Linked DNA regions of Homo sapiens: region 2 is linked to region 1. Evidence: chromatin loops called from intact Hi-C (ENCODE). Cell type or tissue: GM12878. All regions are shown on one strand. Each heading gives the region's core, and the rest is flanking DNA. Links, peaks and the distances in the headings are about the cores only. Region 1 overlaps AMN1 (antagonist of mitotic exit network 1 homolog). Region 2 has its middle 18 kb from the start of H3-5.

Evidence for each region. Hi-C counts contacts between places; a loop is a spot of excess contacts. Peaks named below come from ENCODE experiments on the same cell type or tissue, not always from the same donor. Only the 100,000 strongest peaks of a DNase experiment are listed, where the experiment ranks them.
Region 2: it touches region 1 in a loop (5-fold over the local background); 3 of 110 quality-filtered maps call a loop at or near these places.

The regions. Positions count from the first base shown.
Region 1 is chr12:31,674,144-31,690,806 of GRCh38, reverse strand. It overlaps AMN1 (antagonist of mitotic exit network 1 homolog), which reads left to right. Exons shown (of 7, transcript NM_001113402.2): 6 at 1,689-1,800. Among named protein-coding and RNA genes, the nearest start is that of ETFBKMT, 23 kb to the right of the region's middle. RefSeq lists a silencer at 8,271-8,360. In GM12878, for the core only: a CTCF peak has its summit at 8,496 (motif pointing left); DNase peaks (open chromatin) are centred at 8,136 and 8,496; H3K27ac peaks cover 523 bases.
Region 2 is chr12:31,801,700-31,818,362 of GRCh38, reverse strand. It overlaps the pseudogene RNU6-1069P. Among named protein-coding and RNA genes, the nearest start is that of H3-5, 18 kb to the right of the region's middle. In GM12878, for the core only: no CTCF peak of the experiment used is centred there; DNase peaks (open chromatin) are centred at 6,992, 9,035, 10,972, 11,201 and 1 weaker place; H3K4me3 peaks cover 2,523 bases; H3K27ac peaks cover 5,247 bases.

The DNA of each region.
Region 1 (16,663 bases), core at 3,677-11,676:
TATTTATAATTTTACCATTTGATGCAAAGATAAATAGCTGGGAATTAAATGTAAACAGCTTTTGCACAGCAAAAGGAATAGTCAGCAGAGTAAACAGATAACCCACAGAATGGGAGAAAATCTTCACAATCTATACATCTGACAAAGGACTAATATCCAGAATCTAGAACAAACTCAAACAAATTAGCAAGAAAAAAGCAAACAGTCCCATCAAACAGTGGGCTAAGGACATGAATAGACAATTCTCAAAAGAAGATATACAAATGGCCAACAAACATGAAAAAATGCTCAACATCATTTGTGATTACGGAAATGCAAAGCAAAACCACAATGCGATACCACCTGACTCCTGCAAGAATGGCCATAATAAAAAAAATAAAAAAATAATAGATGTTGGTGTGGATGTGGTGAACAGGGAACACTTCTACACTGCTGGTGGGAATGTAAACTAGTACAACCACTATTGAAAACAGTGTGGAAATTCTTTAAATAACTAAAAGTAGAAGTACCATTTGATCCAGCAATCCCACTACTGGGTGTCTACCCAGAGAAAAAAGTCATTATACGAAAAAGATACTTGTACACACATGTTTATAGCAGCACAATTTGCAATTGCAAAAATGTGGAACCAATGCAAATGCCCATCAATCAACGAGTGGATACAGAAACTGTGGTATATGTATACAATGGAATACTACTCAGCCATAAAAAGGAATGAATTAATGGCATTCACAGCAACCTGGATGGGATTGGAGATTATTCTTCTAAGTGAAGTAACTCAGGAATGGAAAGGCAAACATCATACGTTCTCACTCATAAGTAGGAGCTAAATTATGAGGATGCAAATGCATAAGAATGACATAATGGACTTTGGGGACTCAGGGGGAAAGGGTGGGAAGGAGGTGAGGGGTAAAAGACTAAAAATCGGGTTCAGTGTATACTGCTTGGTTGATGGTTGCACCAAAATCTCACAAATGACCACTAAAGAACTTACTTATGTAACCAAATACCACCTGTTCCCCAAAAATCTATGGAAATTTTTAAAAAATTTAAAAATAATTTTATCATTTGATGGACATTTGGGTTCCAATTTTGGACTGCTGCAGACATTTGCATACAAACCTCTGTGTAGACATATGTTTTTATTTTTCTTGGGTAAATGCCTACGAGTGAAATTGCTGGGTCATATAGCAAATACATGTTTAGCTTTATAAGATACTACCATACTGTTTGCCAAAGGGTCTGAACTAACATGTTTGAGATTTATGTCTATTAATACAAGTAGATATTTTTCATTTTAGCTGTTTTCTATAAAGCATTGATTTTCCCGTTCTCCACTTTTTTTACTATTACAAGTAATACTGCAAAGGGCATATTTATAAATTGTTTCCTTGTGCACATGTAGAAGAGATTCTCTGTAGATCAACAATTGGAATTGCTGAGTTCTGGGGCATACTCATCTTCAGCTTTAATAGCTATTACACATTACTTTATAAAATGGTTGGGCATTTAACTTTTTAAGCTGCTCCTTCCAAATTACTTCAGACTTATATTGGTCTTTTCTATATACTTTTTTTTTGCAAGTAGATATCTGGTTCTTTTTGTATCAGAATGTTTCTCAAAATTGTTCATACTGTTATTATAGATCTTTGTTTTCATTTGACTTTATTTTCTTTATTTTTGCATAGGAGATTCATATGGGACATTGTGTAAATCTGACTGATGGGGCTGTCGAAGCTGTCCTTACTTACTGTCCTCAAATACGTATATTACTCTTCCATGGATGCCCCTTGATAACAGGTTAGTGCAATAGATTGCTTGGGTTCAAATTCTGGCTTCATCTTTTACTGTGTGACCTTGAGTACATTACTTAACCCATTTCATTATTCAGTTTCCTCATCTGTAAAACAGGCATAATGAGAGTACCTACCTCATAGACTTAGTCATGATTATCTGACAATTCTTTATTTTATTTTATTTTATTTTAATTTTTTGGGAGACGGAGTCTTGCTCTGTCACCCAAGCTGGAGTGCAATGGTGCAATCTCAGCTCACTGCAACCTCCACCTCCTGGGTTAAAGCAATTCTCCTGCCTCAGCCTCCTGAGTAGCTGGGACTACAGGTGCACGCCACCATGCCAGGCTAATTTTTTTTGTATTTTTAGCAGAGACGGGATTTCCCCGTGTTGCCCAGGCTGGTCTCTAACTCCTGAGCTCAGGCAATCCGCCTGCCTTGGCCTCCCAAAGTGCTAGGATTACAGACGTTAGCTGCCGCGCCCGGCCTCTGACAATTCCTTATGTGGTGGCCTTGCACATAGTAAGAGCTCAATAAATGTTAGTCATGATAACGATAAATGAAGGTGGTAATGGTGGCCAGTGCTCAATAAATGTTACCTATGAAGAAGATTATGATGGCAGCAGTAGTTGTGTTCATGATATTGAACATGATGCTTTATGTAAACAATAAGAAAATTTCAAGTTTATAATATTACATCTATCAAATACACTAAATGACTTGTTAACTATTATCAAACTGTAGACATTAGGATCAGAATAGCCGGGCGTGGTGGCTCATGCCTATAATCCCATTACTTTGGGAGGCCAAGGCGGGTGGATCACCTGAGGTTGGGAGTTCGAGACCAGCCTGACCAACATGAAGATACCCCATCTCTACTAAAATTACAAAATTAGCCAGGTGTGGTGGTGCGCACCTGTAATCCCAGCTACTCGGGAGATTGAGGACGGAGAATCACTTGAACTCGGGAGGTGGAGGTTGCAGTGAGCTGAGATCACGCCATTGCATTCCAGCCTGGGCAACAAGAGCGAAACTCCGTCTCAAACAAACAAACAAAAAGTCAGAAAAATTTGGACTCTTAGGCTAATGTGGCTCTTCACTGGAGGAGAACAAAACAGCAGTAGCCCATTTTGCCTGTATAAGAGCCATGGTATATATCCTCCTACCCTAGAAACCATGGCACCCTTTCATATTACCCCTATAATAGGTCCACACCGTAATATAAACTGGATCTAACTTGTAAATCAGTAGTTATGCCCAGTCCTTCCAGCTCATTTTTCTTATTACAGTCTAAATAATTATTCCAATTATTCTTTTTTTTTTTTTTGAGACAGAATCTCGCTCTGTCACCCGCCGAGGCTGGAGTGCAGTGGTGCAATCTTGGCTCACTGCAACCTCTGCCTTCCAGGTTCAAGTGATTCTCCTGCCTCAGCCTCCCAAGTAGCTGGGACTACAGGCGCATGCCACCACATCCAACTAATTTTTGTATTTTTAGTAGAGACGGGGTATCACCATACTGGTCAGGCCAGGCTCCTGACCTCATGATCCACCCACCCCAGCCTCCCAAAGTGCTGGGATCACAGGCGTGAGCCACCATGCCCAGCCAGTCTAAACAATTATTCTGTAGGTTAAGCTATTATCCTGGAAGTCCCTTTGACAACTTCTCTTTTATTTTTAGGAAGTCCCTTTGACAACTTCTCTTTTTTATTTTTAGGTTGCCAGCCTTAACCAAGGCTGTAACCATAGATTGTATCTGGGTATCAGTGACATCTGTAGTGAAGATTAGATCTTTATGCAAAGACATTTCTTAAGAAACTAGAGCCAGTAAGGACACTGGTGGCCGGGTGCAGTGGTTTATGCCTGTAATCCCAGCACTGTGGGAGGCTAAGGTGGGTGGATCACTTAAGCCTGGGAGGTCGAAGCTGCAGTGAGCCATGATCACCCCACTGCACCCCAGTCTGGGTAACAGAGTGAGACCCTGTGTCAAAAAAAGAAAAAGAAAAAAGAAAAAAAGAAACTGTTAACTGGGGTTAGCTGCACAGAAAGTTGTGAAGGAACAAGAGTAGGAAAAAAAATGTCATTGTATACCCTTTTGTATCTTTTGAATTTTATATCATGTGGATTATTTTTAAACTATTAAAAATTAATTGGTTGGACGTGGTGGCTGTCAGCACACAGATGATCCCTGACTTAAAATGATCAATTTACAGTTTTTCGACTTTACAATGGTGCAAAAGCCATATGCATTCAGTAGAAGCCATACTTCAAGAACCTGTGCAAGCATTTTTTTCACTTTCAGTATAATATTCAATAGATTACATGAGACAGTCAACACTTTATTAAAAAATAGGCTTTGTGTCGGAAAATTTTGCCCATCTGTAGGCTAATTTAAGTGTTCTGAGCATGTAGGCTAGGCTAAGCTATGTTGTTCAGTAAGTTAGGTATATTGAACACATTTTCGACTTTGTGTATTTTCGACTTATGAGTTTGTCAGGGTGTAACCCCATCATAAATTGAGAAGCATCTGTAGAGAGAAGCAATAAATACCAATTTTCTTTTTTCTTTTTTTGAGGCAGAATCTCACTCTGTCACCCAGGCTGGAGTGCAGAGGCATGATCTTGGCTCACTGCAACCTCCACCTCCTGGGTTCAAGTGCTTCTCCTGCCTCAGCCTCCCAAGTAGCTGGGATTACAGGCTTGCACCACCCTACCCAGCTAATTTTTGTATTTTAGTAGAGACAGGGTTTCACCATGTTGGCCAGGCTGGTCTTGAACTCCTGACCTCAGGTGATCCACCTGGCTCAGTCTCCCAAAGTGCTGGGATTACAGGCATGAATCACCATGCCTGGCCTAAATACCAGTTTTCAAGTCTGGAAAATATACTGGAGTGGTTAATCAGATTTTCAAACCAAGGAGTCTTTTGAGATAAATTATGTCATTATGGAGATCACTAGTAACCAAAGATATGTTAACAGATCATGGATTTAAGATAAATGCCTAGTTGATGTGATTTCAGACACCAGGAAAGCTTAATGACACTAAATGATTAATGAGTGCAATGAGCTTAATCACACTAAATGATTGCAATGAGCTGAGATCACGTCATTGCACTCCAGCTTGGGCAACAAGAGTGAAACTCCGTTTCCAAAAAAAAAAAAATAATAACAAATGCGGTTGAGCATTCCTTTTTTCTTTCTTTCTTTCTTTTTTTTTTGATAATGAGTCTTGCTCTGTCGCCCAGGCTGGAGTGCAGTGGTGCAATCTTGACTCACTGCAACCTCCGCCTCCCAGGTTCAAGTGATTCTCCTGCCTCAGCCTCCCAAGTAGCTGGGATTACAGACGCCCGCCACCAGGTCTGGCTAATTTTTGTATTTTTAGTAGAAATGGTGTTTCACCATGTTGGCCAGGCTGTTGTCGAACTCCTGACCTCAGGTGATCTGCCCGCCTTGGCCTCCCAAAGTTCTGGGATTACAAGCGTGAGCTACCACGCCCAGCTGTTTGAGCGTTCTATAGTGGAAAAAATGTGAAAGTCATGGTATTAACTAAATTTTCATTTAAGAGTGTGGGAAGAATGATCCTTCAATGGACAGCTTTGGAGGGACCAAGGGAGACAAAAGTAGAATTGCTGTTAATGTTGAACCTTAAGAGCCATCTTTGTTCAACATACAAATTAAAATACCATTATAGGCCAGGCGAAGTGGCTCACGCCTGTAATCCCAACACTTTGGGAGGCTGAGGTGGGCAGACCACTTGAGGTCAGGAGTTCAAGACCAACCTGGCCAACATGGTGAAACCCTGTGTCTACTAAAAATACAAAAATTAGTTGAGTGTGGGGCTGGGTGCCTGTAATCCCAGCTACTTGGGAGGCTGAGGCAGGAGAATAGCTTGAACCTGGAAGGCAGAGGTTACAGTGAGCCAAGATCTCCGCACTGCACTCCAGCCTGGGCAAGAGTGGGCAGGACTCTATCTCAAAAAAAAAAAAATAATAATTATGGAAAACAAAATTTATAAAAATCTAAAAGATATGTGATATAAATGTAACTCACTTAAGAAGCATCTTAGATTTTGTATTCCCCGTATGTTTCAGAGCAATTCTATTGGTTTTACCTTCGTATTTTTATGTTGGTGATGAGAAAACACTTAACCATTTGTAGGTTTCAGTAATTGAAATAATACTTTCTGGTAGTATTTTTCAAATAGACCCCAGGACCCATTTACATTCTTAAAAATTATTGAGGATCCCAGGCCGGGCGCGGTGGCTCACGCCGGTAATCCCAGCACTTTGCGAGGCCAAGGCAGGTGGATCACAAGGTCAGGAGATCGAGATCATCCTGGCTAACACGGTGAAACCCTGTCCGTACTAAAAATACAAAAAAATTAGCCGGGCATGGTGGCGGGCGCCTGTAGTCCCAGCTATTCAGGAGGCTGAGGCAGGAGAATGGCATGAACTTGGGAGGCCGAGCTTGCAGTGAGCCAAGATCGCACAACGGCACTCCAGCCTGGGCAATAGAGTGAGACTCCATCTCAAAAAAAAAAAAAAAATCACTGAGGATCCCCAAAGAGTTTTTGTTTATGTATATTTGTTAAATTAAAATTTCTATTAAAACAGATAAATTTTAATAGACATTCATTTTTTAAAAATCGTAAATCTATTACCTAGAAAAGAGATATATTTTCATTCAGATCATCACTTTTCAGATCATTGTGGATACTCTTCTTTGATACCCCAAAACTCAGCAAGTGGTAATTTCTTATGGGTTGTTGCAATGTGGAACTTGAAAACATATCAATGAACTTTGCGTACATTTTGTTATGATGCACTTTTCATACATTTGTGTTATGATGCACTAGTCTGTCTTGAATTTTGAGTTGATCTTTACCAATGCATGATTTTGTAACATCATGCATTGGCAGTTCGGAAAATATTGGTTCTCTGAGTTATATAGATCTTTTAAATATTGACACATTTTATTATCCAAAACAAAAATCAGTTGTTAACATAATAACTGATGTCATTAGAAAGGTCCTGGATAGCTTTCAAGATCACAGTGGCAGCTACGAGGCTTCCAAAATTCACTTGAAAGCTAAAGCTTTATCACTGACAACAAATTCTGTCATTTGTTTTCTTTGAAATGACAGCCTCATTTCTTCTATTTTCATGAAATAGTCTGCCAAGTACTCAAATAAGAATAACCTTACACTGTAGTCATTGTATTAGTCCGTTTTCACACTGCTGATACAGACATACCCAAGACTGGGTAACTTATAAAGAAAAAGAGGTTTAATGGACTCACAGTTCCACGTGGCTGGGGAAGCCTCACAATCATGGCTGAAGGCGAAAGGCACGTCTTACAGGGTGGCAGGCAAGAGAGAATGAGAGCCAAGAGAAGGGGTTTCCCCTTTTAAAACCATCAGATCTCATGAGACTTATTTACTATCATAAGAACAGCACAGGAAAGACTTGCCCCCATGATTCAATTACCTCCCACCGGGTCCCTCTCACGACACATGGGAATTGTGGGAGCTACAATTCAAGATGAGATTTGGGTGGCGACACAGTCAAACCATATCAATCATTCTTTTAAAAAGTAAAAATGGTGTTCCATGAGAAAAGTAACTAGTTCAGTTCACAACCCTGAAAGGGTCTCAGACTACAGAATATGCAGACTACACTTTGGGAACCACTGCTTTATGGTAAAGAAAAATTATCAGTCAACTTCAACATTTGCAGCAAGAATAGCATATCATTTTCTGGCCAGGTGTGGTAGCTCACGCCTGTAGTCCTGCACTTTGGGAGGCCAAGGCAGGCAGATCACTTGAGATTAGGAGTTTGAGACCAGCCTGGCCAATATGGTGAAACCCCCTCTCTACTAAAAATACAAAAATTAGCTGGGCATGGTGGCGCACGCCTGTAATCCCAGCTACTCTGATGGCTGACGCATGAGGATCACTTGAGCCTGGGGGGCAGAGGTTGCAATTAGCCAAGATTGTGCCACTGCACTCCAGCCTGAGTGACAAGGTGAGACACTGTCTCAAAAAAAAAAAAAAAAAGAATAGCATACCCCTTTCAAATCACTTCTTATATTTTTGTGTGGCTGCCAGAAGTAGTGGAAGTAGACATTGAAATGGCAGGAGTTCAAAATATTTGGAATAAAAATATTTTTGATCTGGAAGATCACAGTTGGTAAATGCTGGACTAGGTGTTACCGTTACATGATCTAAAAATGACCTTTGGGGCCCTGTGTTGTTTACTTCTTCACAGCAACCAGGACTGTTAGCTCAAAAGCCCATCATCACCAAATCAAATGTTTACACATCCAATTGTTTAAGTATAGCCTAAATAACCAAATTATTAGCCATCTATCTAGAGCCCACCTGCTTTACATACCCTGCAAACTACACTCAACGTCTACTATCCATAGATAAAAACCCCAGGCTATAAAAGACCCCAAATCACTGCTGCCCTTTGGAGCTCTGTAACCCAGAGACACCCCCCCACCCGCCCCGCCGATCTTGCTGCTAAACAACGTCATGACACATACACCCTCTCTCTAGTCCTCCAGGAATTCTCTTACCCTCCCCCTTCTGAGTAGTGGCCGCCCTACACTGTCGCTGCCTTTGGAAGGTCTCATGCTGTGAGGGACTTCCCGGCATACAAACCTGTCAAAGCGCTGTCCAAAGAGAGCTTGTTGTGTCCCACTGCCACCTTGTGGTCACATCTTTTTCTTTGTTCTGCCCTGAAATCCTTCAGATTCACTGCAGTTACATGGTGTGCCATAACATAAAACAAAAAGTGTTTATATGTCCAAAAAGTTTGTGAAGGGCAACATGCCACTATTATGAATGTTAATTTGTCAAAGGCTCTGAGAAATACTATAGCTAAGAAACTGTTTAACTTCGTTTGTCCAAGCATTTCCAAATTTCTAGCACAGAACACTTTTTTGATTACCCTAGCCAACTCCATCACATTTTAAAATGTTATTTTTCTGATCCCTGATTTCACAGAATAGGAAAGTGAGATATTGAAATGTTATTTGTGTCAGGGTGCGGTGGCTCATGCCTGTAATCCCAGCACTTTGGGAGGCCAAGGTGGGTGGATCGCTTGAATGCAGGAGTTTGACACCAGCCTGGGCAACATAGAGAAACCCTGCTTCTATAAAAAATTGTTTTAATTAGCTGGGCATGGTGGTGCACACCTATAGTCCCAGCTACTCGGGAGGCTGAGGTGGGAGGATCGCTTGAGGCCCCAGGGGTTTGAAATCAGCCTGCACAACATTAACTGAGACTTGCTGTCTAATAAAATAATAATAGTGCTAAGACTAAAACTAAAATCTTAAGATACAGTAAAACGAACGCTGATCCCATCCACGCCATCTCTCCAGAACATCGAATAAATCACTTAACTCTTATGGATCTCGACTTTGCCTTGTGCATAATGGCCAATTATCATAACATTGAGAGATCTAATATTAATAATAATGCAAGAGGCCGGGCATGGTGGCTCACGCCTGTAATCCCAGAACTTTGGGAGGCCGAGGCAGGTGGATCACCTGAGGTCAGGACTATGAGACCAGCCTGACCAACATGGTGAAACCCTGTCTCTACTAAAAATACAAAAATTAGCCAGGCATGATGATGTATGCCTGTAATTCCAGCTACTCAGGAGGCTAAGGCAGGAGAATTGCTTGAACGCAGGAGGCAGAGGTTGCAGTGAGCCAAGGTCATGCCACTATACTCCAGCCTGAGCAACAAGAGCGAAACTTCGTCTCAAAAAAAATAAATAAAAATAATAATGCAAGAGTTCATACAATATATTCTACCTTGAGTCATCACATCAAAAAAAATAAATTTTTTAAATAGTTCATATAAAATGGCTTTTATTAATAAACTAAAGAGAAAAAAGCTGAAGAAATTTTAACTACCCAGATCACTTCTACTCTTCCCACTTAACCATCAGTACCCCTAAATCTTCTATAATGATATATTTTTGCTAACATCATTGAATGGAAGTAAAGTGGGCTAACATGTTCACCTTATATTTGATTTTTAATTTCTTCTTTTTCCAAGGAAGATAAATGCTGGTTGTGTTTGTGGGGGTTTTTTGTTTGATACATGGAAGGCCTTTCTTCTTTCGTGACACCTTATATAACATGATTCCTCTTATATATTCATATGGTTGCTCACATATGAGTATTTAAGACCATAAAATTTATATTATATAGAAAGTATTTACTATACTTGCATATGCATGTGCAATTATAATATTGTTACCCTCAAAGCAACCTGACTCCCAGATTAGCACTGCTCACTGTAATTTCCCATCAGATCTCCTGAATTAACCTATTTTCTCGACTATGTTTCTAAGTATTTATAAAATTTCTTAACCTTAGTTAGAATAAAACATAACTTCACATTATGAATTAGGACTTGAAACTGTTAGAAGTACTCTGAGTTGGTTTCTGCAGAAGAGATAAAAACTAAGCTGCTATTAGAAATATGAAAATTATGGTTTTGGCTGTGTATGGTGGCTCACGCCTGTAATCCCAGCCCTGTGGGGGGGCCGAGGCAGGCGGATCACCTGAGGTCAGGAGTTTGAGACCAGCTTGGCCAACATGGTGAAACCCCGTCTCTACTAAAAATACAGAAATGAGTCGGGCGTGGTGACGGGTGCCTATAATCCCAGGTATTTGGGAGGCTGAGACAGGAGAATTGCTTGAACCCGGGAGGCGGAGGTTGCAGTGAGCCAAGATCACACCACTACACTCCAGCCTGGGCAACAAAGAGCAAAACTCCATCTCAAAAGAAAAGAAAAGAAAAGAAAATTATAGTTTTATAGATGTTACAACAGCATGAAAATAATTTTTAAACTTACTAAATCTTTTTTTTTTTTTTGAGATGGAGTTTCACTCTTTGTTGCCGCCTGGAGTGTAGTGGTGCGATCTTGGTTCACTGCAACCTCCACCTCCCGGGTGCAAGCGATTCTCCTGTCTCAGCCTCCTGAGTTGGGATCACAAGCGGGTGCCACCACACCCGGCTAATTTTTTGTATTTTTAGTAGAGACAGGGTTTCACCATTTTGGCCAGCCTAGTCTCGAACTCCTGACCTCAGGTGATCTGCCCACCTCAGCCTCCCAAAGTACTGAGATTACAGGTGTGAGCCACCAAGCCTGTCCTAAAACTTACTAAAGCATTTTAATTCAATTAGGTCTTCAATGATTATCAGTAAGTTCACCTCACATACCTTTGCTAATCTCCTACAGCAGACATGCATTGCCGTTTCTCATAGTTATCTAAGCATGTTTGACAGTATTCAAAGACATGGAGGATTTTAGAAGGGCAATAAAGCAGTTAGAGAGTCCTTATGTTTTACCCTGAGAGGCAGGAGAATCCAACAGGAAATCTGCCGCTTTCAATTTAGTCGACTTGAATTTTAATCTTATCTGAGGATTTGTTTTAACCTGATTTAAAGGCAAGTTCTTTTTTTTGAAATGGAGTCTCACTCTGTTGCCCAGGCTGGAGTGCAGTGGCACCATCTCAGTTTACTGCAACCTCCGCCTCCCAGGTTCAAGCGATTCTCCTGCCTCAGCCTCCTGAATAGCTGGGATTAAAGGTGTGTGCCACCATGCCTGGCTAATTTTTTTGTATTTTTTTAGTAGAGATAGGGTTTCACCATGTTGACCAGGCTGGTCTTGAACTCCTGACCTCAGGTGAGCCACCTGCCTCGGCCTCCCAAAGTGCTGGGATTACAGGTGTGAGCCACCACACCCAGCCAGCAAGTTCTTTACTTAGATTCTGGATAATGTAGATGTCAGGATTTACCACAAAGAGCCAAAACAGTATTTTAAATTTTTATTTATTTATTTATTTATAAATAGAGACGGGGTTTCGCCATGTTGGTCAGACTGTCTCGAACTCTTGGGCTCAAGAGATCCACCCACGTTGGCCTCTCAAAGTGCTGGGATTACAGGCGTGAGCTGCCATGCCCAGCCAAAACAGTATTTTAAGACCCAAGTGGTTTGCTTCAGGGTTTCCCTTTAATTAAAGCTGGTTCCTTGCTTAAAGGAGAACTCATTTTTTTATTTCATATTTGTCTTAATCCTGTATTATTCTGTTTCCTCATTATTCATTCATTCATTACTAATCCTACATGACATGTTTATTTTTGCCAGATCACTGTAATGAAACATTAGGACTTTGATCATTATTTGTAAAAATGTGTTCAGCCATACTTTTTTCACTGTGTGTTCTCTAAAAATGTCTAAATTACATTTCCTTTGAACATTTGAAAAAAATACTTTGTTAAAAGTTTGTATTCTTTGGCCGGGCACGGTGGTGGCTCACGCCTGTAATCCCAGCACTTTGGGAGGCCAAGGTGGGCGGATCATAAGGTCAGGAGTTCGAGACCAGCCTGGCCAATATGGTGAAACCCCATCTCTACTAAAAATACAAAAATTAGCCGGGTGTGGTGGTGGGCACCTGTAGTCCCAGCTACTCGGGAGACTGAGGCAGGAGAGTCACTTGAACCCAGGAGACGGAGGTTGCAGTGAGCTGAGATGACACCATTGCACTCCAGCCTAGGCGACAGGGTGAGACTCTGTCTCAACATAAAAAAAAAAAAAAAGTTTGTATTTCCCATAGTTTCTTCTTCTTCTTGGTGTTCCAAGTGCTCCTGCCATGAATCTTTCAAAAAATGCTCTCCATCTATATTGTCATAGATTTTTACAGAGGTGGTCAACAGTTCCTTAGAGGTTGGGAGGCAGAAAGGTATACCTTTCCTCACCCATCATAAGGGTCAAGGCTGACAGTCCTATACGAAAAGGGAGGTTAATAAGAGAAAGGCGTAACAGGTTTATTTGGTCAAAGATTTATAAGAGACTTCAGAAATGAAGAGCCAAACACCCAGGGAAAACTGCTTGTTTTTATGCTTATGAAGCATGGACAGCCATGTAGAGATGTGACTGGAAAAGAGAATGAACTAATAGTAAGAGTGGAGAAACCCAGCAAGGCCTGTTCAGATTCTTCTTGGCCTTTCTGTGTGACCTTCCTTTTTCCAGGGTATAGGGCGGGGCCACTCTGGAATGAGGGCCTTATGATCTCCTATCTGACAAGGGTACATCAGAGAATTTCTTTATGGCCAGCTCCTAGGCAGAAAGGCTGGGGAAGTTTAGAGTAATATTTGTAGGTTTTATGTCTTCCTTTGGGGAAAAGGGTTCTAGTTTCTGTGACCCACCTTGGGGAAGAGGAATCCTGGTTTCTGTGACTCACTTGCGGAGAATGAAGGGTAAGAGATAGGAGGGCAGGAGAAGGTCAGAGACCTTGGTTCTGAGGTGGATTCTGAGGCCTTCCAATGTCCTTTAGTTCAAAGTACTCAGCATGCCAAAGTGCCATACTTTGGGGAATCCTTTTCTGAGCCCCAACAAGGTCATCTATACAACTCCCTCATTTTAAAGATAAGGGAACAGAGATACAATTGATTTAAGTGGCTTGCCCCACATCTTAGAAATAGTTGATAGAACTGGAAGTAAAACCTAAGTCATCTGAACCACAATCTATAATTCCTTCCTGAGCCTTTAATGTAAAGTGGCTTAACTGTTACTAGGATAGAGAAACAAATAGGAAGGTGACATCAAGCATCAGTCGGGTGATTAGCATAAATGACCCGTTAGCCCTTTTTCAGTCTGGAGAGTATGTGATTCTTTTTCTTTTTCTTTTTTTTGAGACGGAGTCTCGCTCAGTCACCCAGGCTGGAGTGCAGTGGCGCGATCTCGGCTCACTGCAAGCTCCGCCTCCCAGGTTCACGCCATTCTCCTGCCTCAGCCTCCCGAGTAGTTGGGACTACAGGTGCACGCCACTACGCCCAGCTAATTTTTTTGTATTTTTTAGTAGAGGCGGGGTTTCACCATGTTAGCCAGGATAGTCTCGATCTCCTGACCTCGTGATCCGCCCGTCTCGTCCTCCCAAAGTGCTGGGATTACAGGTGTGAGCCGCCGCGCCCGGCCAAGAGAGTATGTGTTTCTATAAAATGTTCTGCCAAGAGATTATGAAATACTTAGCGACCCCATAGTTTTTCCCTGTAGCATAATAAAGGCATTGAATATTCTTATTTAAACCCACAGTCCTAAATACTCTATCTTCATGGGAAGAAGCTGCCTAAGGAGACTGTAATATAACACTGCCATCTGGCATCAAAAATTTTTAATTACATAAAAATGTTACATGCTTACTATTGGAGGGAAAAGCATCTTCCTATAATGTGCAATAGTGAATTCAAAACAGAATAGTGACAAATGTAGACAGAAGACAAATTTTATATATGTTTGATAACATATTCACAACTTGGAAAAATGCCAAAATGATTGTAGACACACCAGCTAAAATGAAATTGGGAAGTGTTGGCCAGGCGCGGTGGCTCACACCTGTAATTGCAGCACTTTGGGAGGCCAAGGCGGGCAGATCACGAGGTCAGGAGATCGAGACCATCCTGGCTAACATGGTGAAACCCCATCTCTACTAAAAATACAAAAAAATTAGCTGGGGGGGCCAAATTCTGGCTAATTTTTGCATTTTTAGTAGAGACGGGGTTTCGCCATGTTGCCCAGGCTAGTCTCAAACTCCTGAACTCAAGCGATCCACCTGCCTTGGCCTCCCAAAGTGCTGAGATTACAGGTGTGAGCCACCTTACCAGGCCCCATCTTATTGATTTCTGCAAAAAATAAAAAGCCAGCTTGTATTTTGATATGAATTTCATTGAATCTATAGGTAATTTGGGAAATATTGCTATCTTAATAATATTAAGCCTTCTGGTTTGGATTTCTTTATTTAGGTCTTTAATTTCTTTCAATAAAGTCTTATAGTTTTCAGAGTATAAGTTTTTCACTTTCATTTGATTTATTCCTAAGTATTCTATTCTTTTTGATGGTAACATAAATGGAGTTATTTTCTAGTTCATTTTTGGATTATTCATTGTTGATGTATAGAAATACATTTGATTTTTATATATTGTTCTTGTACCTTGCTGAACTCATTTATTCTATTTTTTTAGTGAATTCCTTGGGATATTGTATACACAGTATAACATCTACAAATAGATAGTTTTACTTCTTCCTTCTAACCTGAATGCCTTTTCTTTTTCTTGCCTAATTTCCATGGCTGGAACCTCTGGTACATGCCATTTCTATGTTGGATAGAAATGGCAAGAGTGGACATCCTGGCGGGTAACGGTGGCTCACGCCTGTAACCCCAGCACTTTGGGAGGCCAAGGCAGGTGGATCAGGTCTCAAACTGCTGAGGTCAGGAGTTCAAGACCAGCCTGGCCAGCATGGTTAAACCCCGTCTCCACTAAAAATACAAAAAATTAGCTGGGCGTGGTTGCGGGCGCCTGTAATCCCAGCTACTCGGGAGGCTGAGGCAGGAGAATCACTTGAGCCTGGAAGCCAGGGTTGCAGTGAGCCAAGATCACATCATTGAACTCCAGCCTGGGCAAAGGGTGAGACTCTGTCTCAAAAAAAAAAAAAAGTGTGGATATCCTTGTCTTGATCCTAGGGAGAAAACATTTAATTTTTCACTATTAGCTATAGGTTTTTCTTGTTTGTTTTTGAGACAGGGTCTTGCTCTGTTGCTCAGGCTGGAGTGCAGTGGTGTGAACACACTCACTGCAACCTCTGCCTCCCAGGCTCAATTGGATCCTCCTACCTCAGCCTCCCAAGTAATTGGGACTACAGGCATGTGCCACCACACTCAGCTAATTTTTAAATTTCTTTCGCAGAGACAGGGTCTCACTATATTTCCCAGGCTGGTCTTGAACTCCTGGGCTCAAGTGATCCTCCCGCCTTGGCCTCCCAAAATGCTGGGATTACAGACATGAGCCACTGCATCCTGCCATCTATGGGTTTTTCATAGACGCCCTTTATCAGGTTGAGGAAGTTATCTTCTATTCCTAGTTGGTTGAATGAGCATTGGTTTTTGTCAACTGGTGTTTCTTTTTTTTTTTTTTTGACACTGGGTCTTGCTGTGTTGCCCAGGCTGGAGTACAGTGGCACCATCTCAGCTCACTGCAATCTCTGCCTCCTGGATTCAAGCGATTCCCCTGCCTCGGTCTCCTGAGTAGCTGGGATTACAAGCACCCACCACCATGCATGGCTAATTTTTTTTTTTGTATTTTTAGTAGAGACGGGGTTTTCCCATCTTAGCCAGGCTGGTCTTGAACTCTTGACCTCAGGTGATCCGCCCTCAGCCTCCCAAAGTGCTGGAATTACAGGCATGAGCCACCGTACCCAGCCAATTGGTGTTTCTTTGTCTATTGAGATGATCATGTGGTTTTAGTTCTTTGTTCTATTAGAATGGTGTAGGTGGTAAGCTGAATAATGCTCTCACCCACCCAATGATATCCACGTTCTAATGCCCAAAATGTGAGTATGTTATGTTACATAAGGTTGCCAATGGAATTAAAGTTGCTAATCAGTTGATTTTTAAGTAGGGAGATCATTCTGTATTATCTATGTAGGCCCAAAATAATCATAAGGGTCCTTAAAAGTAGAAGGAGAGAGGACCATAGAGATGGCAGCTTGAGAAGGACTGTGCTCAATGATGCCCACTTTTTTTTTTTTTTGAGATGGAGTCTCACTCTGTCACCCAGGCAAGAGTACGATGGCATGGTCTTGGCTTACTGCAATCTCCGCCTCCCTGGTTCAAGCAATTCTCCCACCTCAGCCTCCCAGGTAGCTGGGACTACAGGTGCATGCCACAGTGCTCGGCTAATTTTTGTATTTTTAGTAGAGATGGGGGTTTCACTATGTTGGCCAGGCTGGTCTCAAACTCCTGACCTCATGATCTGCCCGCCTCAGCCTCCCAAAGTGCTGGGATTGCAGGCGTG
Region 2 (16,663 bases), core at 5,740-13,739, 130 kb before region 1:
GAACCACCAAGATCACGCCACTGCACTCCAGCCTGGGTGATGGAGTGAGACTCTGTCTCAAAAAAAAAAAAAAAAAAAAAAAAAAAAAAAAAAAAAAAAAAAAAAGATACTTACCAGTTACCAAAAAGAGAACATGAAAAATATATGTAATTTTCACTATAAATTTTTCTGGTAGATATCCTGGCTTACATAGTTTCTTATGAGTTTGGTTATCATGAATTCTTTGGTTATCCTGGTATTCATGGAATCTCATCAATTCTGGATTCATTCACAATTTTGAATTTTCACGCCTGAGAACTGGGGACCAGACTATAAGTTGATAACTCTTAACATTTTCACCTCTGAGCCCTTGCCCAAGTAGCCAAATGATCTCAAGATATGTCTGTTTCAGTTAGCCTTTGTTGTATAACAAATCACCTCTAGCCGGGTGCAGTGGCTCATGCCTGTAATCCCAACACTTTGGGAGGCCGTGGCAGGTGGATCACAGGGTCAGGAGTTCAAGACCAGCCTGGCCAACATGGTGAAACCCTGTCTCTACTAAAAATATAAAAAAAAATTAGCTGGGCCTGGTGGCGGATGCCTGTAATCTCAGCTACCCAGGAGGCTGAGGCAGAGAATTGCTTGAACCCAGGAGATGGAGGTTGCAGTGAGACGAGATCGCGCCACTGCACTCCAGCCTGGGCGACAGAGTGACACCATCTCAAAAACAAAACAAAACAAAACAAAAAAACAAAAAAAACAAATCACCTCTAAAATTAGTAGCCTATAATGGCATCTGTTTATTGTTCATATTTCTGTGGGTTGAAATTTGGACTGGAATCAGCTGAGTGGTGCTTCTGCTGATCTCCCCTGGAACCACTTGACTTGTCATCTCTCTAAGATGGTCTTTTGTTTACATACGTAGCACTTGGTGCTATCAACTTGTATACTTCAGGCCGTGGCCTCATCTTTAATACGCTATACTGAGCTTCTTTATACAATAGTCTCAGGGCAGAATTCTAAGAGCAAGAGCAGAAGCCAGAAGACCTTTTCAAAATGAAATTCAGAAGTCATCACTTCTCCATTTTATTGGTCAAAGTCACAAGACCAGCCCAAGATTCAAGAGGTGGGTAAATAGACTTCACCTCTTTTCAGGAGGGGATACAAATAATCTGTAGCTTTATTTATTTACTTATGCGACAGAGTCTTACTCTGTTGCCCAGGCTGGAGTGCAGTGGCGTGATCTCAGCTCACTGCAACCTCCACCTCCTGGGTTCAAGCGATTCTCCCACCTCAGCCTCCCAAGCTGGGATTAGCCCGCCACCATGCCTAGCTAACTTTTGTATTTTTAGTAGAGACGGGGTTTCACCATGTTGACCAGGCTGGTCTCAAACTCCTGTCCTTAGGTGACCTGCCCACCTCGGCCACCCAAAGTGTTGGGATTACAGACGTGAGCCACCTTGCCCAGCTCCCTGTAGCTATATTTAATTACCCACAACTTGTAACACCGATTCACAATAGTCCCAATAATGTTCTTTATAGAAAAAGAAGATTCTCTGGTCTGGGATCCAATCTAGGTTCACACAGTACATTTAGTTGTCATGTCTCTTTGGTCTCAATCTGTAACAATTCCTTAGTTTTTCTTTGTCTTTCATGATGTTGACAGTTTAAAATTTTGTCTTTTGGATTATGTGATGTTTTGAATTTTGTAACATGTCCCTCAATTTGGCTTTGTTGGATATTTCCTTGTGATTAGATTCAGATTTTGCATTTTTGGCAAAAAACTATATAAGAGCTATTATGACCATCTCATTGCAGTACAGCAGGAGAAAATGATGTCAGCTTGCCCCATTATTGGTGGTATTAACTTTGATTAACTGTTTTCACTGTCACATTACTATTTTTCTTTTGTAATTAATTAGTGGTAATTAATTGTGTTATGATAAGATGCTCCTTATCAAACTTTCACTGACTAGTTGTAGTATCAATTAATTACATTTAAAAATTTAAAGAAGGGCCGGGTGTGGTGGCTCACGCCTGCACTCCATCCTGGGCGACAAGAGCAAGACTCTGTCTCAAAAAAAAAAAAAAAATTTAAAGAAGAAACATTGTTTTAAACTTAGATTCAAACATCAGTTTGCTACTTATCAGCTGTGTGACCTTAGGGCAACTCACCAGATGGCTCTGAGCCTCAGTTTCCTCATGTGTAGATTGTAGATAATAATATTTTTCTCATAAAATTGATGTGGGTAATACATATAAAGTACTTAGCAGAGCGATTACCATTTATTTTATTTCACTAGTTTTTACGGAAATTCTTTAAATTTTAGTAGTGTGTAGGAAGAGATCATCTTTGTCCTAATAGAGATTATACTCTAGTCTAGAGTAGAGGTGAGCAAACTTTTTCTGTAAAGAGCAGATGGTGGCTGGGCACCGTGGCTCACGCCTGTAATCCCAGCACTTTGGGAGGCTGAGGCCGGCAGATCACCTGAGGTCAGCAGTTCAAGACCAACCTGGCCAACATAGCAAAGCCCCATGTCTACTAAAAATACAAACATTAGCTGGGCGTGGTGGTGCATATCTGTAATCTCAGCTATTCAGGAGGCTGAGGCATGAGAATCACTTGAACCCAGGAGGCGGAGGTTGCAGTGAGCTGAGACTGCACCACTGCACTCCAGCCTGGGCAAAAAGAGCGAAATTCCATCTCAAAAAAAAAAAAAAAAGCAGACGGTAAATATTTTAGGAGCCAAATGGGCAATACATAAATGAATGCATTTTACTGTATTCCAAAAACTTTATTTATAAAACAAGTGGTAGGCTGGACTTGGCCCATGGGCTGGAGTTTGCTGATCTCTGGTCTAGAGCAAACAGACCAACAAGAAAATATAATTACAAACAAACAAAAAACCCAGCCAAACAAAAATAAATAAAAATAATTACAAATCATAAGTGTTCTGAAGGGAAAAGATAGGTTTTAGGGGATTATATAACAGTGACCTCACCTTGTCTAGAATGTCAGGAGTAGCAACGCTAAAGCAGTAGCATTTACACTGAGACCTAGAAAGCAGGTAGTCATTAACTAAATATGTGGTGGCAGGGAGCTTATCAGGCAGAGCAAATAGCATATTCTAAGGAAATGAGGGAGAAAGTTACATAACTTTTTCTTTCTTTTTTTTTTTTGAGACAGGGTCTCATTCTGTTGTCCAGGCTGGAGGGCAGTGGTGCAATCATGGTCAGCTGGAGCCTTAAACTCCTGGGCTCAAGCAATCCTCCTACCTCAACCTCCTGAGTAGCTGGGACCACAGGCGTTCTCCATCATGTCCAGCTATTTTTGTATTTTTTTGTAGAGATGGAGCTCTCACTATGTTGCCCAGGCTTGTCTTGAACTCCTGGACTCAAGTGAGCCTCCTGCTTCACCCTCCCAAAATGCTGGGATTACAGACATAAGCCACAGCACCAGCTGAACTTTTTTTTCTGAGACGGAGTCTTGCTCTGTTGCCAGGTTGGAGTGCAGTGGCAAGATCTCGGCTCACTGCAACCTCTGTCTCCTGGGTTCAAGCGATCTCCTGCCTCCGCCTCCCAGGTAGCTGGGACTACAGGCGCATGCCACCACGCCCAGCTAATTTTTATATTTTTAGTAGAGACGGGGTTTCACCGTGTTGGCCAGGATTGTCTCAATCTCTTGACCTTGTGATCCACCCGCCTCAGCCTTCCAAAGTGCTGGGATTACAGGTGTGAGCCACCGCACCTGGCCAGCTTTGAATTCTTAAAAAATGTTCAGCTGAGGCCAGACACGGTGGCTCACACCTGTGATCCCAGCACTTTGGGAGGCCGAGGCTGGTGGATCACAAGGTCAGGAGATCAAGACATCCTGGCTAACACGGTGAAACGTCGTCTCTACCAAAAATACAAAAAAATAGCCAGGCATGGTGGCGGGCGCCTGTAATCCCAGCTACTCAGGAGGCTGAGGCAAGAGAATCGCTTGAACCCGGGATGCGGAGATTGCAGTGAGCCGAGATGGCGCTACTGCACTCCAGCCTGGGCGACAGAGCCAGACTAAGTCTCAAAAAAAAAGAAAAAAGAATTCAAAGCCAATGTAACTAGAGGGCAAAAAAGAAAGAAAAATGATGTGGGGAATCTCTGAATGAATAATCATTTGTTAAAAGATTCCCCACATCATTTTTCTTACTTTTCTTGCTGTGTGCTAGGCATTATTCTAGCTAAAAGGAATACACTGGTGAACAAGACTAATAAGGTCCCTGCCTCTATGGAGTTGACATTTGGGATAGAGGTGGGTGTTGGAGATGGACAATAAACACGTGAATACATAATTACATATTTAATATGTAATTATATAGACGTATGTGCATGTGTAAATGAATGTGTTTACAAATTACAAGTACCAAGAATAAGATGCATTTTGTTCTTTGAAACAGGGTCTTGCTCTGTCACCCAGGCTGAAGTGCAGTGGTGCAATCCTAGCTCACTGCAGCCTCAACCTCTCAGGCAATCCTCCCACCTCAGCCTCCTGAGTAGCTGAGACTACAGGTGCACGCTACTACATCCAGCTAATTTTAAACAATTGTTTGTAAAGGTGGAGTTTCACCATGTTGCGCAGGCTGGTCTTGAACTCCTGGGCTCAAGTGATCCTCCCACCATGGTCTTCTAAATTGTTGGGATTACAGGTGTGAGCCACTGTGCCCGGCCTGGAGAGGGCTTTCTGAGGAAGTGACATTTGATCCAAGACTTGAACACTGAGAAAAGGCCAAATACATGAAAGCAGAAAGAAGAATGTTAACAACTGTGAAACAACAAAAGCAGATGCCCTGAGACAATAAAGAACCACTGCTGAGGAAGGAACCTAGAGGGAGCCAAAGGGAGAGGGCTGTGAAACAAAATGGGAGAGGCAGGCAAAGGCCAGATCACACAGCACTGGAGTTCATGGTGAGAACTTTGGACTTCATTTGAAATGCACTGAAAATCAAAGGCAAGATTTTACTGAAGGGAGTGTGACATTACATTTTAAAAAGATTATTCTGGGTGCAGTGTGAGGAATGCAATAGAGAAAAAACAAGATTGAAAGCAGAAAGGAAGTTAAAAGGCTTTTGGACTAATCAGGTGAGAAACTATAAGGTAGTTAAAATGAGGGTGGTGACAGTATAGATGGAAGGAAATGAACAGATTAGAAAGATACTTAAATGATAAAATTGATGGAACTTGGTGATTTGTTAGATATGAATACTAAAAGAGAAAGATGGTCCCCAAGCTCCTGAAAGGAGAAATTGGATGAATGTTGGTGCCATTCAATGGGATATTCAAGTGGAAATGTTAAATGTGCAGTTGAATATAGGCGCTCAGGCCGGGCGCGGTGGCTCACGCCTGTAATCCCAGCACTTTGGGAGGCCGAGGTGGGTGGATCATATGAGGTCAGGAGTTTGAGACTAGTCTGGCTAACATGGTGAACCCCATCGCTACTAAAAATAGAAAAACTAGCCGGGCATGGTGGTGCATGCCTGTAGCCCCAGCTACTTGGGAGGCTGAGGCTAGAGAATGACTTGAACCCAGGAGGCTTGAACCCAGGAGCCGAGATCGTGCCACTGCACTATAGCCTGGGTGACAGAGTGAGACTCCGTCTCAAAATAATAATAATAATAATAATAATAATAATAATAATAATAATAATAATAAAAGGAAAATAGGAGCTCAGAGGCTGGGCACGGTGGCTTGTGCCTGTAATCCCAGCTGTCTGGGAGGCCGAGGCCAGTAGATCGCTTGAGCTCGGGAGTTTGAGACCAGTCTGGGCAACATGGCAAAACCCCTTCTCTACAAAAAAATACAAAAATTAGCTGGTGCTTGGTGGCTCATGCCTGTAGTCCCAGACACTTGGGAGGCTGAGGTGGGAGGATGGCTTGAGCACTGGAAGTCAAGGCTGCAATGAGCCATGATCGCACCATTGCACTCCAGCTTGGGTGACAGAGTGAGACCCTCTAAAAAAAAAGGAAAATAGGAGCTCAGAGGAGAACTGGGGACATATTTATCCACAGGTGGTAATCAGAGCCATGGATGTGGTTAATAACCTGGCCAACGTGGTGAAACCCCGTTGCTAATTAAAAAATACAAAAATTGGCCGGGCATGGTGGCTCACGCCTGTAATCCCAGCACTTTGGGAGGCTGAGGTGGGCAGATCACCTAAAGTCAGAAGTTTGAGACTGGCCTGACCAATATGGTGAAACCCTGTCTCTACTAAAAATACAAAAATTAGCCTGGCGCAGTGGCGCACACCTGTAGTCCCAGCTACTCGAGAGGCTGAGGCAGGAGAATCACTGGAACCCAGGAGGCAGAGGTTGCAGTAGGCCGAGATCGCACCACTGCACTCCAGCCCGGGCAACAGAGGAAGACTCCATTTCAAAAATAAAAAATAAAAAATTAGCCAGGCATGGTGGCACACGCCTGTAATCCCAGCTACTCAGGAGGCTGAGGCAGGAGAATAACTTGAACCTGGGTGGCGGAGGTTGCAGTGAGCCAAGATTGCGACACTGTACTCCAGCCTAGGGGATAGAGTACGCACTCCAGCCTGGGGGATAGAGCGAGACTCTGTCTCAAAAAAAAAAAAAAAAGAAGAAAAGAATTAGCTGGGCCTGGTGGCAGGCGCAGCTACTGGAGAGGCTGAGGCAGGAGAATCGCTTGACCCCGGGAGGCTGAGGTTGCAGTGAGCTGAGATCGCGCCACTGCACTCCAGCCTGGACTAAGAGCGAAACTCCGTCTCAAAAAAAGACTGGCAGAAGAGCATAAACTGACAAAGGAGTCTAAAAAGAAATGAGCAGAGATGCAGGCAGAACACCAGGAGAGCATCATGTCACAGAATGCTGCTGAGAGTTAAGGAATACGAGGATTGAAAAACAGCCACTGGATGGAAAGACAAAGGGGTCATTGATAGCGTTGGGAAGAGTCATTTTGGGGGAGTGGATGAAGCTAGATTGCAGTGTCAAGGGAATAAGTACAAGTGACAGGGAGTGTAGATGACTGTGAGAAACGTAGACATAAAAGGGAAGAGAGATAGGCCACAGACTCATCCCTCCATAAATAACAGTTTTGTTATTACTATTTACTAGTCATTTTTCAAAAGCAAAACTTTGAGACATTTATTTACTTCCCCACATTACCAATTATTACATCATAATTCTGAGTGGCTGTCTTATATCTTCTCAGAAAAAGTGCACTATTGAGTGGCTGGCATCTCATAGAGAGCTTCAGTCTTTGGTCATAGCATTAGGAGCCCTTGGTTTCACAGGTCATTTAATAGATTGTTTAGGTACTTACACTTAAGATTTTCTTTCTTTTTTTTTTTTTTTGAGACTGAGTCTCGCTCTGTCGCCCAGGCTGGAGTGCAGTGGCACGATCTCGGCTCACTGCAAGCTCTGCCTCCCAGGTTCACACTATTCTCCTGCCTCAGCCTCCGGAGTAGCTGGGACTACAGGCGCCCGCCACCGCGCCCGGTTAATTTTTTATATTTTTAGTAGAGACGGGTTTTCACCATGTTAGCCAGGATGGTCTCGATCTCTTGACCTTGTGATCCACCCGCCTCGGCCTCCCAAAGTGCTGGGATTACAGGCGTGAGCCACTGCACCCGGCCTACACTTAAGATTTTCACCTAAGTATCCAATTTACTTGTTTAGTGGATTTTTTGATTAATTAATTTTTTTTGGAAACAGAATCTCACTGTCACCCAGGCTGGAGTGCAGTGGTACAATCATAGCTCACTGCAGCCTCGACCTCCCAGGCTCAAGTGATCCTCCCACCTCAGCCTCCCAAGTAGCTGGGAACACAGGCATGCACGACCATGCCCGGTTAATTTTTTTACTTTTTGTAGAGATGAGGTTTCACCATGTTGCCCAGTCTGGTTCTCGAACTCCTGGGCATAAGTGATCCACCTGCTTCGGCCTCCTAAAGTGCTAGGATTACAGGTGTGAGCCACTGTGCCCAGCCTTAATTAATTATTTTAACATTAATTTTATTTTTTTAAAAAATAAGCAGGCCAGGCATGGTGGCCCATGCCTGTAATCCCAGCACTTTGGGAGGCCGAGGCAGGCAGATCATCTGAAGTCAGGAGTTCGAGACCAGCCTGGCCAACATGGTGAAACCCCATCTCTACTAAAAATATAAAAATCAGCCGGGCGTGGTGGTGCACGCCTGTAGTCCCAGCTACTCGGGAGGCTGAGGCAGGAGAATCGTTTGAACCCGGGAAGTGGAAGTTGCAGTGAGCCGAGATCTCGCCACTGTACTCCAGCTTGGTGACAGAGCGAGACTCCGTCTCAAAAAAAAAAAAAGCAATACATCCAAATGCTTCAAAATTCAGAAAGAGGCCAGGCACGGTGGCTCACACCTGTAATCTCAGCACTGTGGGAGGCCAAGGCAGGCGGATCACCTGAAGTCAGGAGTTCGAGACCAGCCTGGCCAACATGGTGAAACTCCATCTATACTAAAAATACAAAAATTAGCCGGGTGTGGCGATGCACACCTGTAATCCCAGCTACTCGGGAAGCTGAGGCAGGAGAATCACTTGAACCTAGGAGGCGGAGGTTGCGGTGAGCCGAGATCGTGCCACTGCACTCCATCCTGGGCAAGGGGGAGACTCTGTCTCAAAAAAAAAAAAATTCAGAAAGAACTAAAAGTTCAGTGAAAGTTTACTTTTCACCGTATTCCTGAACCCCTAGTTTCCTTCCTGGGGCAGCTGTACTTTATTTAACCAGGAGCCTAGTGATGAACATTTGCTTGTTAACAGTCTTCTATTATGAATGAAACAATGGATAATCTTGTATATGTCATTTTGTGCATACGTGAGTGTCTTCAGTCTATTTCCCTAGAAGCTGAGACTGGTGGAGCTTCGTAGGCAAGTGATTTATTAGGAAAGTAGTCTAGGTAGAAATCTAGGAGGGTGAGGGAGGGAAGCAGGCCAGGGGAGGGGAAGAAGGAAAGCAAGAATGGTTTCAGGGGAAGTCTAGACTCAGCCTATTCCTACCGGGAGCCCTGAAGCATAAAGTGCAAGCAGAATCTGTCTGCCCTTAGGCAAGGGACCAGAACATTTGTACCCTACCATAGACAGTCACTGGTTAAAGCAGCACATAACTCCCATGAACTTCATGTCCAGGTGGCTCTAATCATCCAAGTCCAGTCCCCTGGGGTTGTAGGTACAAACCATTACCAGCAGCACCCACAGCTCCTGGGGGAATGGGCACCACAAAATGGTAGCAGGGATCCCCAGGGATTGAGGTGGGGACACCAACAGGTTTCTGCCACAGTGGATATGTTGATGAAAAGAGTCAAACTCTGTTAAATATTTGAAGAGATTTATTCTGAGCCAAATATGAGTGACCATGGCCCATGACACAGCCCTCAGGAGATTCTGAGAATATGCGCCCAAGGTGGTCGGGGCACAGCTTGGGTTTTTTTTTTTTTTTTTTTTTTGAGACGGAGTCTCGCTCTGTCACCCAGGCTGGAGTGCAGTGGCGTGATCTCTGCTCACTGCAAGCTCCACCTCCCAGGTTCACGCCATTCTTCTGCCTCAAGCCTCCCGAGTAGCTGGGACTACAGGTGCCTGCCACTGCGCCTGGCTAATTTTTTGTTTTAGTAGAGACGGGGTTTCACCGTGTTAGCCAGGATGGTCTCGATCTCCTGACCTCGTGATCCGCCCACTTTGGCCTCCCAAAGTGCTGGGATTACAGGCATCAGCCACTGCGCCCGGCCAGCTTGGTTTTATTCATTTTAGGGAGACATGAGTCATCAATCAAATACATTTAAGAAATACATTGGTTTGGTTCAGAAAGGCAGGACAATGCAAAGCCGGGGCTTCCACGCTATAGGTAAATTTAAATACTTTCTGGTTGACAGTTGGTTGAGTTTATCTGAAGGCCGGGGATCAATGGAAAGAAAATGTTCAGGTTAAGATAAAGGATTGTGGAGACCAAGTTTTATTGTGCAGAGGAAGCTCTCAGATAGCTGACTTCAGAGAGAGCAGGTTGTAAAATGTTTCTTATTGAACTTAGAAGGGTGCCTGGCTCTTAGCTGATTATCTCCTGGATCTGGAAAGGAAGGAAGGAAAACAAAGGGGGAAAGGGGATTCTCTACAGAATGTGGATTTTTCCCACAAGAGACTTTGCAGGGCTGTTTCAAGATATGGCAGAGAAACATGTTTTGCAGTAAAATATTTTGATTTTCTTCCTTGTTATGCCAGAGTCAGATTGGAAAGTAAGTCACAATATACAGGATTAAATAAAACCCATCTGATGAGAATTGATGATTTGTAGGGCATGACTCCCCAGACCCCTTAGATAGGAATTTGGGCAAAAAAAAAAATCAGAGCTTAGTCCTCATATATCACTATAGGATACATTCCTGGAGGTAAAATTGCTGGATGAAGTCAACACTATTAGTTGCCTATTTAAAAAATATCCCCCTCTACACATACACACACACACACACACACACACACACACCCCATTTTTTGTAATAGAACCCTGCTTTTATTTGAAATAGCCATGTGTTCAATTTAAAAACTCACTTTCCCATCCTCATTTGCACTTGTGCTGGTCATGTGACGCTGCTTTTAGCAATAAGATGAAGGTGGTGGTTTCTGAGGGTAGTGTCCTTTTCAGAATAAAAAGACAAAGCTTATTTGCCTTCTTCTTCCTTTACTTTATATTCCTCTTTCTGCCAGGAATATAAATGTGACTCTGTGGTGTCACGCGCATCCGTGTGAAGAGACCACCAAACAGGCTTTGTGTGAGCAACAAGGCTGTTTATTTCAACTGGGTGCAGGCGGGCTGAGTCCAGAAAGAGTCAGCGAAGGGAGATAGGGGTGGGGCCGTTTTATAGGATTTGTGTGGGTAGTGGAAAATTACAGTCAAAAGGGGTTTTTCTCTTGCAGGCATAGGTGGGGGTCACAAGGTGCTCAGTGGGGGAGTTTCTAAGCCAGGAGAAGGAATTTCACAAGGTTAATCGCTCAGTTAAGGTGGGGCAGCAACAAATCACAATGGTGGGATGTCATAAGTTAAGGCAGGAATGGGCCATTTTCACTTCTTCTGTGATTCTTCAGTTACTTCAGGCCATCTGGATGTATACGTGCAGGTCACAGGGGATATGATGGCTTAGCTTGGGCTCAGAGGCCTGACATGTGGGTACAGCAGCTATCTTGTGACCATGAAACGGAGGCAGGAAAATGAAGACCTGTGCACCAAAATGCAGGAAGTCAACGTCATATGTATTAAAATACACTGCGGTAAGTGTCTTCTCTTTCCCAAGTCTCGGTGCATAATTATGTCAACAAAAAGAGTCAAACTCTGTAAAATATTTGAAGAAATTTATTCTGCCAAACATGAGTGATCATGGCCCATGACACAGCCCTCAGGAGATCCTGAGAATGTGTACCCAAGGCGAATGGGGTGCAGCTTAGTTTTATACATTTTAGGGAGACATGAGACTTCAATCAAATACATTTAGGAAATACACTGGTTCAGTTCAGAAAGGCAAGACAACTGGAAGGGGGCTGCCAGGTTGCAGGTAGATTTAAAAATTTTCTGGTTGACAATTGGTTGAGTTTATCTAAAGACCTGGGATGAATAGAAAGGAAATGTCTGGGTTAAGATGAAGGATTATGGAGACCAAAGTTCTGATGTGCAGAGGAGGCCTTCAGGTAGTGGGCTTGAGAGAGAATAGGCTGTAAAATGTTTCTTATCAGACTGAATTCTGTGTTGATATTAATGCCGGAGAGGTATAACAAGGCATGTCTGACCACCCCCTTCCATCACGGCCCGAACCAGTCTTTCAGGTTAAATTTTAAAAGTGCCCTGGCCAGGAGAAAGTCCATTCAGATGGTTGGGGGGCCTTAGAATTTTATTTTTGGTTTAGAATTATTACACAACTTTACTTTCATTTATATGGTATTTTATGAATTACAAGTATGCTTTCACAGACCTTTTCCTTCCACCTCACTTTATTTTTACAGTGTCTCCCATCCACATGACAAGTATTGGTGAGAGGTGACAGCGTGCTGGCAGTCCTCAGAGCCCTCGCTTGCTCTCGGCACCTCCCCTGCCTGGGCTCCCAGTTTGGTGGCATTTGAGGATCCCTTCAGCCCCCCCACTGCACTGTGGGAGCCCCTTTCTGGGCTGGCCAAGGCCGGAGCCCACTCCCTTAGCTTGCAGGGAGGTGTGGAGGGAGAGGCACGAGCGGGAACCGGGGCTGCCTGCGGCGCTTGCGGGCCAGCTGGAGTTCCGGGTGGGCGTGGGCTTGGTGGGCCCCGCACTCGGGCAGCCAGTCAGCCCTGCTGGCCCCAGGTAATGGGGGACTTAGCACGCGGGCCAGTGGCTGCGGAGGGTGTACTGGGTCCCCCAGCAGTGCTGGCCCACCGGCGCTGCGCTCGATTTCTCGCCGGGCCTTAGCTGCCTTCCCACGGGGCAGGGCTCGGGACCTGCAGCCCGCCATGCCTGAGCCTCCCACCCCCTCTGTGGGCTCCTGTGCGGCCCGAGCCTCCCCGACGAGCACCACCCCCTGCTCCAAGGCGCCCAGTCCCATCGACCACCCAAGGGCTGAGGAATGCGAGCAAACGGCGCAGGACTGGCAGGCAGCTCCACCTGCAGCCACGGTGCGGGATCCACTAGGTGAAGCCAGCTGGGCTCCTGAGTCTGGTGAGGACGTGGAGAGTCTTTATATCTAGCTCAGGGATTGTAAATACACCAATCAGCACCCTGTGTTTAGCTCAAGGTTTGTGAGTGCACCAGTCGACACTCTGTATCTAGCTGCTCTGGTGAGGACGTGGAGAGTCTTTATATCTAGCTCAGGGATTGTAAATGCACCAATCAGCACCCTGTGTTTAGCTCAAGGTTTGTGAGTGCACCAGTCTACAGTCTGTATCTAGCTGCTCTGGTGAGGACGTGGAGAGTCTTTATATCTAGCTCAGGGATTGTAAATACACCAATCAGCACCCTGTGTTTAGCTCAAGGTTTGTGAGTGCACCAATTGACACTCTGTATCTAGCTGCTCTGGTTGGGCCTTGGAGAACCTTTATGTCTAGCTCAGGGATTGTAAATACACCAATCGGCACTCTGTATCTAGCTCAAGGTTTGTAAACACACCAATCAGCACCCTGTGTTTAGCTGAAGGTTTGTGAGTGCACCAATCGACACTCTGTATCTAGCTGCTCTGGTGGGGCCTTGGAGAACCTGTGTGTGGAAACTCTGTATCTAACTAATCTGATGGGGACGTGGAGAACCTTTGTATCTAGCTCAGGGATTGTAAACGCACCAATCAGCGCCCTGACGAAACAGGCCACTCGGCTCTACCAATCAGCAGGATGTGGGTGGGGCCAGATAAGAGAATAAAAGCAGGCTGCCTGAGCCAGCATTGGCAACCAGCTCGGGTCCCCTTCCACACCGTGGAAGCTTTGTTCTTTCACTCTTTGCAATAAATCTTGCTACTGCTCACTCTTCGGGTCCAGGCTGCTTTTATGAGCTGTAACACTCACCGCGAAGATCTGCAGCTTCACTCCTGAGCCAGCGAGACCACGAACCCACCAGAAGGAAGAAACTCCAAACACATCTGAACATCAGAAGGGACAGACTCCAGACGTGCCACCTTAAGAGCTGTAACACCGCGAGGGTCCGCAGCTTCATTGTTGAAGTGAGACCAAGAACCCACCAATTCCGGACACATTGGTACTCTTGAAAAAAAAAATCTCCCGCAGTACTAAAAGCTAATAATTCATTGATGACTAATTTTGACTTAGTTTACTTTCCTTATAACAACTAGCTGAGATGAGCTACTCTAAAAGTATAGGATGTAAAATATGGGAAAAGTAATCTTGTAACAAAGAGTCTTTTGGGAAGGGATCCATACCCCAAAATAGAAGTACAGGGTAGAGTCCGGTGAGAGCACCAAAGATCAAAAAAAAGATGCAGTAAATGGGAGGGAAGGAGGGCAGAAGGGATACCCATGTGTTACTGAAGTCAACTTTTATTTATTCTGAAGTTTTGCACTATAGTCTGTGGGAAATACATTTTCTCTGTATTACTGAGTGTTCCTGCAAACTCAGGCTCTTGAACCACAGATATTAATCTACTATGAAAATGAAAATGCTTGCTTTCATTTCCCCCATAAATATTTGTTCTCTACAACCTTCATTATAGAGACACTGGCTTCCACTTAAAGGATAATAAAACTTCTCTTACCTGGAGGCAGAGCCTTACATTCCAGGATAGGGAACTTCCCCTCCTCCCTAGAAAGATCTCTGAAAGAATGTAGAGAACTATCTCTCCATGAGTTTGCAAGTCAAAAGTGGAGAAAAGCCTCAAAGAGGCTGATTTTATCTTCCCAGTAGAGATAGATACTTAGATTCCAAAAGGTGAGAATCCACAAACTCCTTTCCTTTTTGTTCCTAAGGAAAATGTGTTTACCTTAGGGAACAAAGCTTTTCCCTCTCCTTTGAGGAGAGTCTCTTTCCTATATGAATTCTCAGGCTTGAGGACAACTCAGCAATGTCGCTGTGGCTACTCTTATTGCTGTGAGTAAATAAAGCTCTGATCTTTGACTAGACGAAACCTGATGTTTCGTCTAGTATCTATTTATCATCTCTATCTATGTGCTTATTTATGACTATGCAAGTGGGGTAAGATCTCACATCCATCACAGTTGCCTTTTTTTTTTTAAGAGACAGGGTCTTGCTATACTGCCCAGGCTGGTCTGAAACTCCTGGCCTCTAGCAATCCTCCCACATTGGCCTCCCAAAGTGTTGGTATTACAGACATGAGCTACCTTGCCTGGTCCCATCACAGTTTTTGATTTGACATAATCCTCCTTTAAAAAATTGGTAAATTATGCTTGCTTCAGCATATATATGTGTATATGTGTGTACATATGTATATATACACATGCGTGCATGTATGTATATATGCACATGTGCGTGCACGTATGTATATATGTACATGTGCGTGCACGTATGTGTGTATGCACATATGTGTGTGTGTGTGTGTGTGTGTGTGTGTGTGTGTATTTTTTTGAGACAGAGTCTCGTTCTGTTGCCCAGGCTGCAGTGCAGTGGCGTGATCTCGGCCCACTGCAAGCTCCGCCTCCCGGGTTCACGTCATTCTCCTGCCTCAGCCTCCTGAGTAGCTGGGACTACAGGTGCCCGCCACGGCGCCCGGCTTATTTTTTGTATTTTTAATAGAGACGGGGTTTCACCGTGTTAGCCAAGATGGTCTCGATCTCCTGACCTTGTGATCTGCCTGCCTTGGCCTTCCAAAGTGCTGGGATTACAGGTGTGAGCCACCGCGCCCGGCCTAGCATATATATTAAAATTGGATGTTACGAAGAAGATTAGCATGCCTCCTGTGAAAGGATGACATGCTGACGTGGAAATTCGTGCTCCATATTTTTTCTTAACTGGTAAATTACTATTTAATAGTGAATCACCCAACATTGTGGGGTTTTTTTGTTTTTTTGTTTTTTTTTTTTGAGACAGAGCCTCACTGTGTCTCAGCCTGGAGTGCAGTGGCATGATCTTGGCTCACTACAACCTCCACCTCCTGGGTTCAAGCGATTCTTCTGCCTCAGCCACCTGAGTAGCTGGGATTACAGGCCGGCCCATGCCACCACACGCAACTAATTTTTGTATTTTTAGTAGAGATGTGGCTTTGTCATGTTGCCCAGGCTAGTCTGGAACTCCTGGCCTCAAGTGAGGCCCACCTCAGTCTCCCAAAGTGCTGGGACTACAGGCATAAGCCACCGCTCTGGGCCTGTATTTCTAATATATATATATACAAGATCATTTATGTAGTTTACTGCCAAAAATGGAAGAAACCTCATCATGAAGAGACATTTAGAAAACCTAAATTGATGAACATTCTAAAAATCTATTTGTCTGTGAAGACTAAGCTCTGATTTTTTTTTTTTCATCTTGCCTAAATTCCTATCTTAAGGGTCTGGAGAGTCATGGCCTACAAACTATAAATTCTCATCAGATGGGTTTGATTTAACCCTATATATCGTGACTTACTTTCCAATCTGACTCTGGCATAACATTATGTGACAAAGAAGAAAGTCAAAATATTTTACCCCAAAACATGTTTCTTTGCCATATTTTGAAATGGCCCTGCACAGCTGTCCTTTGGAGGGGAAGATTCACATCTGTAAAGAATCTCTATTAACATAGCTATATCTTTTTCTTCCAGGCCCTCCGAACCCTGAAGAGATCATCATATATATGTGCTGCCGAAGCGAGCACTCCTGAAGAGATTAACTAAGAGTCTAGCACCTTTTAAGGTCTGAATAGGAAACATCTGTCATCTATTCTCTCTAAGGGCAGCCACTATAAGAGTTCAAAAGAAACTTGCTCGCCACAATCTTTTTTTTTTTTTTTTGAGATGGAGTCTCACTCTGTTGCCCAGGCTGGAGTAGAGTGGCACCATCTTGTCTCACTGCAACCTCCACCTCCCAGGTTCAAGTGATCCTCCTGCCTCAGGCCCCCTAGTAGCTAGGATTACAGGCACGCATCACCATGCCTGGCTAATTTTTTTTTTTTTTTTGAGATGGAGTTTCATGCTGTTGCCCAGGCTGGAGTGCAATGGCGCCATCTTGACTCACTGCAACCTCCATCTCCTGGGTTCAAGCCATTCTCCTGCCTCAACTTCCCGAG